Regions from separate parts of the Homo sapiens genome. Here region 2 is linked to region 1. Evidence: chromatin contacts called from ENCODE Hi-C or POLR2A ChIA-PET data. All regions are on one chromosome and are shown on one strand. Each heading gives the region's core, a stretch centred on a gene start or an enhancer-like site at or near the end of the contact. The rest is flanking DNA. Distances are from core to core; before and after follow the strand shown.

Evidence for each region. Hi-C counts contacts between places; a loop is a spot of excess contacts on that map. ChIA-PET counts read pairs that join two places held with the same protein, here RNA polymerase II (POLR2A). Pooled maps may share reads with other maps.
Region 2: a loop to region 1 is called in a map of CD4-positive, alpha-beta T cell, with 2.4 times the contacts of the local background. The contact joins the enhancer-like site here to the promoter of LIAT1 in region 1. A Hi-C loop is called at or near these places in 3 of 168 maps with a recorded cell type or tissue (CD4-positive, alpha-beta T cell, mammary epithelial cell and sigmoid colon) and 5 of 50 pooled maps. POLR2A ChIA-PET finds 5 or more read pairs at or near these places in 7 of 52 experiments (CD4-positive, alpha-beta T cell, Panc1, activated CD4-positive, alpha-beta T cell and 4 more).

Annotation. Positions count from the first base shown.
Region 1 is chr17:409,070-411,769 of GRCh38, reverse strand. LIAT1 (ligand of ATE1) reads right to left here and starts at 1,445. Exons shown (of 2, transcript NM_001013672.5): 1 at 1,124-1,445. The coding sequence starts at 1,427. All of the region lies in intron 2 of LOC105371430 (a long non-coding RNA gene), which reads left to right. RefSeq lists a silencer at 1,304-1,393.
Region 2 is chr17:627,258-629,957 of GRCh38, reverse strand. It overlaps VPS53 (VPS53 subunit of GARP complex), which reads left to right. Exons shown (of 22, transcript NM_001128159.3): 9 at 1,727-1,870; 10 at 2,642-2,700. Among named protein-coding and RNA genes, the nearest start is that of VPS53, 86 kb to the left of the region's middle. Within about 2 kb of position 1,318, at least 6 of the 41 ENCODE cell types and tissues checked have a DNase peak (open chromatin) inside an H3K27ac peak, as active enhancers do; they include sigmoid colon, where a contact is called at or near this core.

The DNA of each region.
Region 1 (2,700 bases), core at 196-2,695:
CCCCTTGTCAAGAAATGTAGGGGTTCTACAAGAAGAGCTTGGTGAGATGTAGGGACTGGGGTTTATGGCAGGTAGGGTATGTGTGTTTGTGAAGGTGTCCCTGAGAGAGACTGCAATTCCTGCCTGCATATGACTACACACGCGAATGGATAACGTATTAACAGTCTGTGTGTGTAGACTAGGAATGTGTGTGCATGAGGGGGATCTGTGCTTTAGTTTTCTTGTTTGTTTTTTTGAGAGACAGGGTCTTGCTTGTTGCCCAGGCTGGAGTGCAATGGTGCGATCATAGCTCACTGCAGCCTGGAAGTCCTGGGTTCAAGTGATCCTCCCACCTCGGCCTCCCAAAGTGCTCGGATTACAGGTGTGAGCCACTGCGTCCCGCCCTTTAGTTTCACTGTTGGTGTTACATTGATAGAAGGTGGGGGGAGTGGTTGAGGGTGTCCCCCGCCCTTTAGTTTCACTGTGGGTGTTACACTGATATGAAGCGGGGAGTGGTTGAGGGTGTCAGGGATTATAGGAGGATGTCACAGTGACTGGTGTCATGGGGTTTGTGCAGTCCAAGGCTGCCCCTTGGTGGGTGCGAGGGGGAGCCCATGCAGCGAGGACCTTTAATACACACGTCTGTGGGTGTGGGTGTCTACCGCGCATCCACAGGCAGGCAGCCTTAACGCAAGAGGGTGGGAGGAGGGGAGGCAGGAGTCTGCCCTTCTCTGTGCATGAGAGTGAGGGCCTTTCATGTGGCATCAATGTGTTTGGGGTGGGGAAAGTGTCTTGTGAGGAGGGCCTCTGTGGGGAAGGCGCAGACGTTTAAGACTGCCAGTTTTGGCTGAGGGATTAGGAAGTTGAGAGGGTGTCTTTGTGTGGGGCTGGAAGGCTCTTAGGAATGGTGGATATCTGTAGGGGTCTCTGTGTGGGGCTAAGGGACCGCAGAGTTGGTGGATGGTCTCCACGGGTGGGGCTGGGGCATCAACGTGCTGCTGACGGGCATGTGTGGGGAGCAGGAGGACCTCGGTCCGGGACCACTGAGCTTCTGTTTCCGGTCTGAAGGGTAAATGGGGGGTGGGTCCCCAAAGAGTCTCCAGGGAACCGGAGCTGACGCAGCCGGGCTAGCTGCTCCTCTTACCGTCCCCCTTGCCAGACCCCTTGGTCTTCTTCTTCCTTTTTTTCTTCTTCACCTTCCGTTTGGCCAGCTCGGAGGCGCCGCCTGTGATGGGGGGCAGTCTAGACCCCCGCGGGCCCGCGGCGCCGCCCTCCCGCTCCTCCTCCTCGCCGTCGTTGTCCTTGTACCCCATTGTCCCCGCCCCACCGCGGCGGTCCAGCCGCCCGCTGGGCTGCAACCCAACCCGCCCCGGGGGCGCCCGAGGCCCGATGCCGACTAATCGGCGACTCTCAGCGCGGACCGCCAGGCCAGGGCCACGCGTCTCCATGGCGACCACCCCTGCTGCGCCTGCGCAGTCAGGACGCTTCCGCCCGGTGCCCCACGGACCGCGGTGTGCGCATGCGTGCTTCCGTCTTTTGGCGACCTTGGCACACAGCGGTGTGCGCATGTGTGCTTCTGTCGGGGATCTCGAGAACAGAGCGTTGTGCGCATGCGTACATCTGTCGGAGTGCTAGGTACGCAGCGGTGCGCGCATGCGTGCTTCCATCTGTTGGCGATACCGGCACAGCGATGTGCGCATGCGTGCTTCTGTCTGCGGAGACCTCCGCGCATAGAAGTGTGCGCATGCGTGCGTCTGTCGGAAACCTCCGCACACAGAGGTGTGCGCATGCGTGCTTCTGTCGGGGACCGCGGCGCACGGTGGTTCGCCCATGCTTGCTTTTGTCTGTTGGAATCTGGACAGTTGACCGCAGGAAGGGGAGGGTGGGCAGAGAGATTTTAAATCCCTGGGCTGACACTCATCTCGTCCAGTCCCGTGCCTCGATCCTCCTGCCTTGGCCTCCCATCCCCACGCCTGGCTAAGAGTTTTGATTTTTGGTTTCAGGCTGGTCTCGAACTCCTGGGCTCCATCGATCTTCCCGCCTCGGCCTCCTAGATCGCTGGGATCACAGGCATGAGCCTCCGTGCTCGGCCTCCTGTACCTTTTTAAATGCTGTGTATTCTCCCCTCAATTTTTATTGCCTGAGTTTCAGCCTCGTACATCTACCCTGGACTCTCAAAGCCAATGTGTCCAAAACAAACTTACTTCTTCATGGTTTTCCACTTTAGTGAACAAAACCGCTGGACTGGCTGGAAACCTGGTGGGCTTCCGTGTCCCCTACCCTCTCCCTTGTCCCTTACCCAGGCTGGGGCCGACTGCCGTGTCTGGCACTGGGACTTCTGGGTCCTCTCCTGAATGGTCTCTGCTTTCAAACCTTCCCCACGAACTCTTTTTCCGCACAGCTGCTAGAACAAACTTTTAAAAACAACCAAACCGTTCACTCTCTTGCTAAAAGTCTCCAGTGATGAAAAACAAAACATAAAAAGCCAAAAAGTCCTCCATTGCTTCCTCATCACAATTTACATCAAGATCTAAACTCTTGTGGGGCTCTGTGCAGGGCTGACACCCGTAGTCCCAACACTTTGGGAGGTCAAGGTGGGTGGATCGCTTGAGCCCATTCTGGGCAACGTAGTGAGACCCCATCTCTACAAAAAATTAACCAGCTGCGCTGAGGGGCACTTGTGGAGGAACTTGAGCCTGCAGTGAGCCGAGATCGCACCAC
Region 2 (2,700 bases), core at 69-2,568, 220 kb before region 1:
TGTTTAGAAGAGGCCTGCTTTATATTTTTTTTCCCAGATTCCACCGGGCAGATGAAATTAAAATGGTTCTCTTTAACAACATGCCTCCCTTTTCTCTGGCATAGTGACTTCGTGTGTGTGTGTGTGTGTGTGTGTGTGTGTGTGTGTGGTTTTTTTTTTGTTTTGTTTTTAGTTTTCTTTTCTTTTCTTTTTTTTGAGATGGAGTCTTGCTCCGTTGCCCAGGCTGGAGTGTCGTGGTGCGATCTCGGCTCACTGCAAGCTCCACCTTCCGAGTTCATGCCATTCTCTTGCCTCAGCCTCCTGAGTAGCTAGGACTACAGGCACCCGCCACCACGCCTGGCTAATTTTTTTGTATTTTTTTTTAGTAGAGATGGGGTTTCACCATGTTAGCCATGATGGATCTCGATCTCCTGACCTCATGATCTGCCTGCCTTGGCCTCCCAAAGTGCTGGGATTACAGGCGTGAGCCACCGCTCCCAGCCTAGTTTTCTTTTTAAAGACTATGGGCTTTTCTTAAAGGCCTTGTGTTACTATTTCCATTTCACAAGTGGGAATTAAGATTTTTAAAAATTTTTCCAAGGCACAACCTAGTAAACTCTTTGTAAATGAAAAAATCTGAACCCGTGAACCCATAGGTTTTGGCATCTATGACTTCTCTATCAGGTCACTTTCATCCTGAAGTGAGAATTGAGAAGTTAGGGTGTTCAGCAGATGACATAAAAACCACTCAGCATGGAGTAAGTCAACATTTTAAAAACTCAGGTCTCAGGCAGCTTATATAACACTTTAGAAGCGTGGAACTTCAGTTGAGATGGGTGGAATTGGAAAGAGTTGACAAAAAATAAAGATTTAGAAGAACCTTACTTATCACCTAAAGTCTATTATTTTTCATATGAGGTGAGCAAGTGCTCCAAAGCTACATGCATGGCTTTTTAGCCAAGCCAGGAGTAGATTCCAAGTGTTCTTTTTACTGTAGTCCACTTAGCCAGTCATGTTCACTCAGTGACGTACTGTAAAGAAAGTCTCAGCAAAACTTTGGTCATTGAATTGCTTTTGGTAACAAAGACCTTCCCGTCGTGATGCGTCAGTACAGCGCCTGGTATCTTTCCAGTGTTCGCTCAGGTCAGGAGGCCAGTATCACAGCATTTTCTCTTTGGCTGCCTTTCTAGGTAGTTCACTATTGTGAAACACATGTCGTGGCTTGGAACCTGGTTTTATGTGTTAAGGGAGACCACACTATTTGGCAAAAACATAGCACTTTAAGAACAGGAATCCCAGAGGTTGGAGTCAGGGAAGAGTGGCACATGTGGAGTGAGGCTGGTGGCATTCCAACTCTTAGGAGAGAGGCTGGTGGCATTCCCACTCTTAGGCCTCTTCAGCAGCATCTTGCGACATCAGAGACCAGTGGCATTCTGACTTTTAGATCTCTTTCAGTTTTGGTTTGCAGAAAGTCAAATTTCCCGTGATCATTACTGCCCATTTCCCAAAATATCTCATTGCAGATTCACAGGGTAGTTTTTCTGTCGCTTGCTGTAAAACGAGTGTAAGGATTCCATCCTCGAGGAGCAGCAGGTAACTGACAGATCCAGCCACAGCAGAAAGAATGAGTGTGAAGGAGCAGGAGTAAGACTGACAATGCGTAGAGATAACAAGTAGTGGCTGTGAGAAGCCATGAGGTTTAAAGGTTGTTTCTGGCTTTTCACCTGGTACATGTTTGTTTTACTAGAGACCAGGAGGACCCAGCAATGTTCTACGAGATGCATGTCTGGTTGCTAATATTCTAGATCCCAGGATCAAACAGGAAATCATCAAAAAGTTTATTAAACAGCATCTGTCAGAGTATCTGGTACTTTTTCAAGAAAACCAAGATGTGAGTATTGACCAAATAAGATCAGATGTAACATTTGAATTTTATTGAAACATGAGTGCTGTCAAGCCTACTAATTTAGACCTCGTATTACATGACTGTCTGACAGTGTTGGTTGTTGAGCTGTGAGTCCTAGGGGCTGAGTTTATAGTTCTTAACCATTTTGAGGTCACTGACCCTTTGGAGAAATTCAGAAACATGCACCTGTGCATAAAATTCTGCATATAGTTTCTGGAAATGTATAGACCCCTGAAGGCCAATCATGGACCCCAGGTTAAAAACCTCTGGATTTTGTGTGTGTGTGTGTGTGTGTGTGAGACGGAGTTTCGCTCTTGTTGCCCAGGCTGGAACGCAGTGGTGCGATCTCAGTTTACTGCAACCTTGCCTCCCGGGTTCAAGCAATTCTCCTGCCTCCCCCTCCCAAGTAGCTGGGATTACAGGCGCCTGTCACCACACCAGGCTAATTTTTGTATTTTTTAGTAGGGACGGGGTTTCTCCATGTTGGTCAGGCTGGTCTCGAACTGACCTCAGGTGATCTGCTGACCTCGGCCTCCCAAAGTGCTGGGATTATAGGCATGAGCCACTGCGCCCAGCCAAAAACCTCTGAATTTTTAAGTAAAAAATCAAGTTAAAAAGGTAGCCTAGATTCTTTAAAACCATGAGAAATACAGAGGTTGGTTCCCTTTTGCTTGGCTCTGTGTTTTTGCTTGTTTCCTTGAACTGCCATTTCTACTTCTAACCACTGGGGTGGCTTTTGATCTCCACCTTCACCAGGTTGCCTGGCTGGACAAAATCGACAGACGCTATGCCTGGATAAAACGCCAGCTTGTGGA